Linked DNA regions of Homo sapiens: region 2 is linked to region 1. A link is an interaction called in ENCODE POLR2A ChIA-PET data of the cell type or tissue named here. Cell type or tissue: HepG2. All regions are shown on one strand.

Region 1 (5,000 bases):
GCCTGCAATGTGCCAGGCAGTGTGCTGGGACTTTATCAATATCTCATTCAATTCTCATGACAACTCTGTAAGGCAGATCTTATTCCCATTTTACAGAAGCTAAAACTAAAACTCAGGAGAAGTTAAGGAACTTGCTCAGGGTCACACAGCAAGTAAACAGAAGACAGAATTTAGACCTAACCTTGTCTGGTTCCAAAGATCATGCTTTTTCACTCTGCAGTGCTCCCTCTCTCTAAACACATGCTCCAAAGATATATTAAGGTTGATTTAGACCTGTCCGATCTAGAAGCCAAAGCAGGAACATTGCTCAGCCTTGGACCCTCCGACTTCTAGGGGCCAAGGAAAGTGGCAAAAAAGGGTCCAGAAGCTACTCTCATTGTTTTTTAAAAATCTAATAATACGTTTACCTATAGAAAGGCTTAGCAAGCTAACTAAAAAGTCTGTTTTTTGTTTTTTGGAGTTTTTTTTTTTTTTTGGTTTTTTGCCTGTGGTTGGAATTTCACTAACTCAGAGCATTATCCTCAGTCATTTCATGTTGGTCAAAGCTGACTGAAAGTTAAAGAGATGTATATTTGATTAATTTTTTTAAATGGGAAAACCCTTTGGTAGAGTAATTTAAAAGATTGTCATTTGCTGAAGTAGGTCCTTGTGAAATGCTACGTGCTTTCATGTGCTATCTTATTTACTCCTCTAAGGTATTATAACACTTGTATATTATGTTAACTTTATAATTATAATACCATTTCCCATTTTGAAAATGAGAAAAACAGAGTATTCTAATAAGTTAACCAAGATCACCTAGCTGGTAATTGGCAGAACTGGGATTCAAATTGAGGCATGTCTAATTCCAAAGCTTTCCTACACAGCTCAGTTCTACAAATTAACTGAGGGTTTTTTGTTGTTGTTGTTGTTTGTTTGTTTGTTTTTTAAATAGAGACAGGGTCTCGCTATGTTGCCCGGGCTGGAGTGCATGCAGTGTGATCCCACTGCTGATCAGCATGGGAGTTTTTGACCTGCTCCATTTCCAACCTGGGCTGGTTCACCTCTCCTTAGGCAACCTGGTGGTCTCCCACTCCCAGAAGGTCAACATATTGATGCCGAACTTAGTGTGGACACCAGATTAGCATAGTGCACTACAGCCCCAGAACTCCCGGGCTCAAGTGATCCTCCTGCCTCAGCCTCCTGAGTGGCTGGGACTACAGGCACACTCCAGCACGCCCAGCTAATTGAGGTTCTATTGCGTGGCAGGCACAGGATTCTATGATGAGTAAGATACTGTTCCTGCACTGAAGAGGTTTTTTTTTTTTTTTTTTTTTTTTTTTGAGACGGAGTCTGGCTCTGTTGCCCAGGCTGGAGTGCAGTGGCGCCATCTCAGCTCACTGCAACCTCCGCCTCCTGGGTACAAGCAATTCTCCTGCCTCAGCCTCCCTAGTAGCTGGGATTACAGGCACACACCACTGCGCCCAGCTAATTTTTTTGCATTTTTAGTAGAGACAGGGTCTCACCATGTGGGTCAGGCTGGTCTCAAACTCCTGGCCTCAGGTGATCCGCCCATCTTGGCCTCCCAAAGTGACAGGATTACAGGCGTGAGCCACCACGCCATTTGAATCTCTGCTCACTCTATACCAGTTAAGATACCCACATACTTTTCTGTTTCTCTAGTAAGGGGCCTGTTTATTAAAATTAAAAAGTAAGAAAACCATTGCCACAAACTTGTAACTTCTTGACTCCTTCACAGCCCTCTGAATCTATGATCCAAAGTGTTTTAAAATTTTAAGCTTCGAAATATGAGAAATTACCATATTTATACTTCAGTATTTATAATAAGGTTTTAAAAGATATCAGACTTGTTGCTCATGCCTGTAATCCCAGCACTTTGGGAGGCCAAAGTGAAAGGATCTCCTGACTTCAGGAGTTAGAGACCAGCCTGGCAACATAGTGAGACCCTGTGTCTACAAAAAATAAAAATATTAACCAGTCATGGTGGCTCATGCTGGTAGTTCTAGCTATTCAGGAGGTTTAGGTGGGAGGATCTCTTGAGCCTGGGTGGTTGAGGCTGCGGTCAGCCAGGATTGTGCCACCGCACTCCAGCCTGGGTGACAAAACGAGACCTTGCAAAATAATAATAATAATAATACACACATGCATCAGACTTTAATTTTCTGAAATCAATTTTTGGTCCTACAGAAATAATAAGGAACTCATTGATTATTTTTCTTTCTTTTGAGACAGAATCTCGCTCTGTCACCCAGGCTGGAGTGCAGTGGCACCATCTCAGCTCACTGCAACCTCTGCCTCCCAGGTTCAAGTGATTCTTGTGCCTTAGCCTCCTGAGTAGCTGAGATTACAGGCAAGTACTACCACACCCAGCTAATTTTTTGTATTTTTACTAGAGACAGGGTTTCACTGTGTTGGCTAGGCTAGTCTTGAACTTCTAACCTCAAGTGATCCACCCACCTTGACCTCCCAAAGTGCTGAGATTACAGGCCTGAGCCACCATGCCCAGCTGACTGATTGTTGATTTAATATGTGTAAAGACTGTGGAGCTCAAATGTACAGGCTTACATATTAACACTTTGATGCAAGGTTTTTGTTTTATTTTTGATTTTTAAAAATTTTTTTAACAGAGTTCAAATTGGGGCACAAGTGCACTCCTTATCTCACAACATTTTAGTAACGCCTAAGGCTTGCCCAATTTATTTTGAAAACTTCAGTCTGCTAGGTCATGAAAACAGCCCCCTATGTTATAAAAACAGCTCCCAAGCCCCCAGTAAGCTCTTGCCTTTATTGCATAAAATGGAATGAACCAAATATTTCTTCCTTTTGCAAGCAAGCCCAAATAAGCATATGGATTGAAGAGTGAAAAAGACAAAACAAAAATACAAGAATAATTAAGCCCCTTACTAAAATGCCTACTCCAATCGCAGGATACAGGCAGTCATGAGTCAACATGTGATCCTAACTAAAGACAAAAACAATTCACTCACAGCAAACCCAGCTGCAGCTAACAACATGAGCAATACCAAGAGCATATCTGAATGCACACATGCCAATAAAGAGACTTTTATGATTTCAGTAGAAAGAACTCCACCTCCGACTCCATTCAGGGCCAAGAGCAGTCAGGCAAATGGAAAAATGTGCTGGAAACAGCGTTGAGACTCTCCAACGAAAACATTCCTTCCCTTGTCATTTTGACTATTTGAGACAGCAGTGCTTTGGAGTTAGAAGATGAAGAGTCAAAGTCATCACTCATCCTCAGGGAAAACACATCCTAGGAATATTTTATTATAATTGCTTTCTGAGATGCTGGGCCACTCCAGGATACATTTACCATTTTCATACCTGAGGGGATATATGTGATGTGTTCTGCCAACCTTGAGTCACCTGGTAAGGGTGTCCGTGGAAGGCACCATTGTTTTCAAGTTTAATTCCTGGCTTAAAAGCCTACATCCCTGTATTATTGACTAAAAGTCAATCAAGTACCCCAATAGGGTGTTCCTGTGTGTGTCTTGTTTTGCTTTTTTTTTAAATCTGACCCCTAAGCAGAGAAGCTGTGCTAAGGTTGGAGAAGTTTTTAATTATACTCCAAAAAAAAAAAAAAAAAAAAAGTAGAATAAAACAGAGAGGAAGTGCTAGCAAACAGCAGCTCAGTGTAAACCTTTTAAATCCAGCCTCTTTGTAGGTTGGAGATTTTTGTTTCTTTATTCCTTTATTTCCGTAGATTCAAGATCCAATTCCTAAGCTTCCTAGTCGAGTTGCAGAGGGAATTAAGCTTATTGGGAGAACCACATAGTTGGGTCCTATATGTTTGGATGGCAGTCATAACAGCTGTCAGAATTCCTCTTTATTAGTTGCTTTTAGGATTGTCCTAAGTATCATAGGTTCTCTAAGTTTTTTTTTTTTTTTTCAAAACTCATCCTTTATTTAAAAAAAAAGTTTGTCCATATATTGCTTGCTTGTTACAAATTGTCTACTCCTCCTTCATGGAAAATTCAACAATGTCAGTATCAGGGCCATGGTTTTTATTCTCCATTCAGCATCTTTCTATGACATTCATTTTAATAAATATAAGTAACTTTGCATTTGGGTCATACCTATCTACAGTAGCTATCTGTGTTAAAATTATCATATTGATCACTTTCAAAGCCACCCAGGAAGGCAAAAACAAGGACTCACAGACTCAAGAAGAGGAAATGACAAAGCTCGAGACGAATTCCAAAGGTAGATCAAGTTTGTGTGAACATACAATCTGAATCCAGGTCTGACAGCTGGCCATACAAAGTCATACTTTCCCCACATCCCTCCTCTTTGATAGGCATTGTCATCTAGAGCAATAGCCTCGAAATAGACTGAACACCGTGGCCCATAGCTTAACTCCGTTCCACCTCTATTTCAAAGTAAACTTGGGCTAGGAATGGTGGCTCACACCTGTAATCCCAGCACTTTGGGAGGCCAAGGCAGGCGGATCACCTCAGGTCAGGAGTTCGAGACCAGCCTGGCCAACATGGTGAAACCTCCGTCTCTACTAAAAATACAAAAATTAGCCGGGCATGGTGGCATGAGCCTGTAATCTCAGCTATTCAGAGGCTGAGGCAGGAGGATTGCTTGAACCTGGGAGGTGGAGGTTGCAGTGAGCCGAGATCGCACCACTGCACTCCAGCCTGGGCGACAGAGCGAGACTTCGTCTCGAACAAACAAAGTAAACTTGGAGTGGGGCCTGTGCAAGTTTTATTTTTTTATTTTAATTTTTTTGACTCATACTTTAGCTTCTTTATCCATTAAAGGGGATAATCCCACCCATTCACCTGTTTCACAGGCATTTTTAGGGTCAAATGAGGTATTTAAAAGGGCTTTTAAAAAAGTGAGGGCTTATTATCATGGTGGGCAGAATAATGATCCCCTAGAGATGTCTACATCCTAATCCCTAGAAACTGTGAATAGGTTACATGCAAAAGGGAATCCAGTTTGCAGATGGAACTGAGCTTGCCATTCAGCTGACT
Region 2 (5,000 bases), 340 kb before region 1:
TACATCAATGATTCAAAATATAACACATTGTACTAAATGACAGTTAGAAAAATGATGGTTTCTTAAGAAAACAATAAATTCCTTCTTTCTATAAGGTATGTCAATAAGTCTTTCTTATCAGTTGCACAAGAATATTGAAAAATCTAAATACTCATATTCATTAATTTTTAAATGGCATGCTTAATTAGTAAAGAGCTAATAAGATTAAAAATTAACTGGTTAGATCAAAGACTTAAATCTAAACCTGAAGCCATAAAAATTCTAGAAGATAACACTGGAAAAAATCTTCTAGACATTGGCTTCGGCAAAGAGTTCACGACCAAGAACCCCAAAGCAAATGCAACAAAAACAAATAGATGGGACCTTATTAAACTAAAAAGCTTCTGCACAGCAAAAGAAATCATCAGCAGAGTAAACAGACAACTCACAGAGTGGGAGAAAATATTCACAAACTATGCATCCAACAAAGGACTAATACCCAAAATCTACAAGGAAGTCAAACAAATGAACAAGTAAAAAATGAAATAGTCCCATCAAAAAGTGGGCTAAAGACATGAATAGACAATTCTTAAAAGAAGATATATGTGCCGGGCATGGTGGCTCATGCCTGTAATCCCAGCACTTTGGGAGGCCGAGGCAGGTGATCACAAGGTCAGGAGTTCGAGACCAGCCTAACCAACATGGTGAAACCCCATCTCTACTAAAAACACAAAAATTAGCCGGGCGTGGTGGCATGCGCCTGTAATCCAAGCTATATATATTATATATATAGTAGTATTCCATATTGTGTGTATGTGTGTGTGTGTATATGTGTATATATATGTGTGTGTGTGTGTGTGTGTGTGTGTGTGTGTGTGTGTGTGTCTATATATATATATATATATGCACCACATATTTTTAATCCACTCATTGGTCAATGAGCTTTTAGGCTGGTTCCGTATTTTTGCAATTGCAAATTGTGCCACTATAAACATTGCATGTGCAAGTGTCTTTTTCCTGTAATAACTTATTTTTTTCTGGGTAGATACCCTGCAGTGGGATTCCTGGATCAGACGGTAGTTCTACTTTTTAACTCTTTAAGGAATCTCCATACTGTTTTTCATAGTGGTTGTACCAGTTTACATTCTCACCAGCAGTGTAAAACTGTTCTCTTTTCATCACATCCATGTCAATATCTATTTTTTTTATTCTTAAATTATGGCCACTATTGCAGGAGTAATAGTGTATATGTATAATATATATAATAGTATATATGTATAATATACATAATATAAATATATAAATAATTATAAATATTACGTATTTATATATTATTATATATTATATATTATATATACACAATACCACTATATATAATATATAGTAGTATATATAGTAGTATTATGTATTATATATAGTAGTATTATATATAATATATATATACACACACACACACACACACACACAACATAGAACACCACTCAGCCTTAAAAAGGAACAAAATAATGGCATTTGCAGCAACCTGGATGGAGTTGGAGACCATTATTCTAAGTGAAGTAACTCAGGAATGAAAAACCAAACATCGTATGTTCTCACGTGTAAGTGGGAGCTAAGCTATGGGGATGCAAAGGCCTAAGAGTAATATAATGGACTTTGGAGACTTACGTGGAAGAGTGGGAGGGGTGTGAGGGATAAAAGACTACACATTGAGTACCGTGTACACTGCTCAAGAGATGGGTGCACCAATATCTCAGAAATCATCACTAAAGAACTTTCCTATGCAACCAAACACCACCTGTTTCACTTATTTATTGAAATAACATAATTTAAAAAATTTAACTGGTTAGGAATTAGTTCGATTCTGTGCTGTAGATATATATGGAAGACTAAAATATTCTTTTCTTTTTTTTTTTTCTTTTTTTTAAGACAGGGTCTCACTCTATAAGCCAGGCTGGCTGGAGTACAGCAGTGTGAACATGGCTCACTGCATCTTCCTGGGCTCAAGCAATCATCCCGCCTTAGCCTCCTCAGTAGCTGGGACCCCAGGTGTAGAGCACAATGCCCAGCTAATTTTTAAAATTTCTGTAGAGAGGGGGGTCTTGCCATGTTGTTCAGGCTGGTCTCAAGTGATTGTCCCACCTCAGGCTCCCAAAGTGTTGGGATTACAGGTGTGAACCACTGTGCCTGGCCTAAAACTTTCTTCATGGAATTAAAGTATGGTTTCCTGAGAATTAAGTCTGGAAACAAAAACTTGTTTCAAAAACAGTGAGACAGTTTGCAAATCAGATAAGATCTAGAGTTTAAATATTCAAACTGCCCAAAGGAATTAGAACAAGATTTTAAATCTGAAGTCCACGTAGGCTTTTGAGTTTGTGGGTAAGAGGGAAACAAAGTGGCAAACCCCTGTAAATCACACTTAAATCTTGCTTAAGTATATTGTTTTTCCAACAGGGCCATAACCGCCCAAAAGTTAAGAAACTATTATAGCAGGAAAAGCACTTTAAAAACAAAGTCTAACCTTTTTAAGAGCTACAAGATAAAAAAAACTACCTTGGATGATTGTATGTTAAATACCATGTATTTGATAAATCTGAACTTTTTTTAAATGTTTTAAGTATTTTAAGTACAAATTTATAAAGTTTACATTAAGTACTCAAAGTCAAATCATTTATATTTTCATCATGTATTATTTTCACCTTAAATTTCAAATAAACTACAGTGAATGAAATATGTATCTATTATTTACAAATTAATTTTTACTTTGCTATACTTCCCCCAAATTCAGAAAGCCAAATTAAGATACTGTTTCTTTGTAAAGTAATGCTTAATACGCCGTTATCTTCTAAATATAGTATGGCTTTACAGACTAAACTGGTTTTAAAAAATTCTTTGCATCTTATCTCATATAAGCCTTAGAGTTAACAAAGTCATTTCCCCTTTTTAAAATAAATTTAGTGACACAAAGTTTGCATGAGCAAAAAAGTTATTACCTTACGTGAATGTCTTACAAATTGCTCTCTTATCAACAGGAGACAATTTCAAAATGTCATTCTTAAAATATTAACTTGCTGGCTGGGCGCGGTGGCTCACACCTGTAATCCCAGCACTTTGGGAGGCCGAGGTGGGCGGATCACTTGAGGTCAATAGTTGAAGACCAGCCTGGCCAACATGGTGAAACACCGTCTCTACCAAAAATATACAAAATTAGCCAGGTGTGGTGGTACACACCTGTAATCCCAGCTACTCGGGAGGCTGAGGCAGGAAAATCACTTGAACCCAGGAGGTGGAGGTTGCAGTGAGCCGAGATCGTGCCACTGCACTCCAGCCTGGGTGACAGAGCGAGACTCTGTCTCAAAAAAAAAAAAAAGTTAACTTGCTTAATTGCATACCATTTTAATTTCCTCACATTTTAAACCTGAACATTTTTCTTTGGGGAAGGTAACCAGGCAAAGAAGGAGGAGGTAGAGAGGCAGTTTAGGATGTTCGGAAAGAATTCCTTTTCAATTCAAATTGAGACATTTGGTTTGGCTGAATTTCCTCTCACCCAGATTCCCGTGAATGGTGCTGATTCACTTACAGCTTTTGCCCAGTGGAAGGAAGTCCACCCTCAAAGGATCTTCTCTGAATTTGTGTCTCTTCTTCCTGTGTTTCCTTTCCTTTTGTTTTGGCTTAAACTTCAGGGTAAGATCTTTATTTTTAATTACTCAGTATTTAAGTCTATAATTTAAGGTCCTGAGATGAAAGACTAAGATGCTTCCATTCTGCACTGTCTCTCTACCACACTGGCTTAGAATCCAACTTGCCAGAGAGGAGGCTTACTGTTATCTCACAAGTCATGTGTTGCCATGTAGATGAGTGTCAAACATCTCATTTTGACTGACGCACAGAATCCAGTCTAATCAGTCAAGTAGACATGGCCAATTATAGTAACCACCTTCCACTAGGTCAAATACATTCAGAACTGTGATTCAGATTAGATAAAATGTTCACAGCTGTCTCTTTCCCCTCACCTTTTAAGTCTAGGTATAGAATTTCCATTTCTCCTGTCTCTTCATCTTCCACTCCATGTAGGTACGAACCCTTTCACAACACCCGTAACATTCACTTACCCCTGACTTGATTGTATGCAATAACCAGGGTGAATCTTACTTTTTTCCCCGCTTTGTAGGTATGTTCACCTCATTTTGTCAAGTTAGAATTTTACTCTTATAAGAGACTAGAATGGAATCTAGAAATCTTTGTGCAATGCTGACTCAGTGCTTAAGAAGTGATTTTTGAAAAGAAAATGATTACAATAAACTGCTTATCTAACTGTACCTTCCTACATGATTTTTGGAAGGTTGAGCCAAGGAATATGATTTGGCAAGAGTTCCCTTAATTATTTCATCCCTTTTATCCTAAACTTTTCGTTTTGGGTTCCTCTCATGTCTCAATTGCATCAAACAGTTCTACACATTGAACTGTGTGTACCTCAGAGTACAGACTACTACACTGAAGACACTGAAATATAAAACACTTATAATATCCTAAAATATACAATTTAAATTTTGAAACCAGCTGTGCTCACGTTTATATTACTGTACATTCTCTGGAGTCAAAAGAGACTATTTATAAGTAACAAGGAGTTCCCTTAATTCAGCCTCTGAAACAAAGAATGGCAAAAATGATTGGTATGCTGTAAGATGTTCAACTATTGCCAGTCTACTGAGTCAAAAGCTATGGTGTACTGAAACACAATGTAAGGAAGCTTATTTGACAAAAGAAACTTACGTGGCTTTTCCTTCCCTCAGAAAAATGCAAGATAATGAAAACTGAAGAGCGGCAGATACAACTTTTTTAGATAATGGCTTGAATTTTAACTTGACATCAGTCTGAGTTGGCATAGGGCTTGCATACTGTTTCATATTGATGCTGCTAGTAGCAAGAGCTTTCCTTCGACCAGAAGGGGATTCCTGGAAGATTAAAGAAAAAAAAAGTATGTAATTTTGAGTTATTTTATAGCCAAACATTTTAAAGTACGA

What was found. ChIA-PET counts read pairs that join two places held together with the same protein. Peaks named below come from ENCODE experiments on the same cell type or tissue, not always from the same donor. Only the 100,000 strongest peaks of a DNase experiment are listed, where the experiment ranks them.
Region 2: POLR2A ChIA-PET joins it to region 1 with 7 read pairs; 2 of 35 experiments call an interaction of 5 or more read pairs at or near these places.

Annotation. Positions count from the first base shown.
Region 1 is chr2:62,487,401-62,492,400 of GRCh38, reverse strand. It overlaps a transcript of TMEM17 not described here and the pseudogene RN7SL18P. Among named protein-coding and RNA genes, the nearest start is that of TMEM17, 16 kb to the left of the region's middle. In HepG2, no CTCF peak of the experiment used is centred here; DNase peaks (open chromatin) are centred at 200 and 2,500.
Region 2 is chr2:62,826,018-62,831,017 of GRCh38, reverse strand. EHBP1 (EH domain binding protein 1) reads right to left here. Exons shown (of 23, transcript NM_001142616.3): 6 at 4,750-4,931. Among named protein-coding and RNA genes, the nearest start is that of EHBP1, 120 kb to the right of the region's middle. In HepG2, no CTCF peak of the experiment used is centred here; no DNase peak of the experiment used is centred here.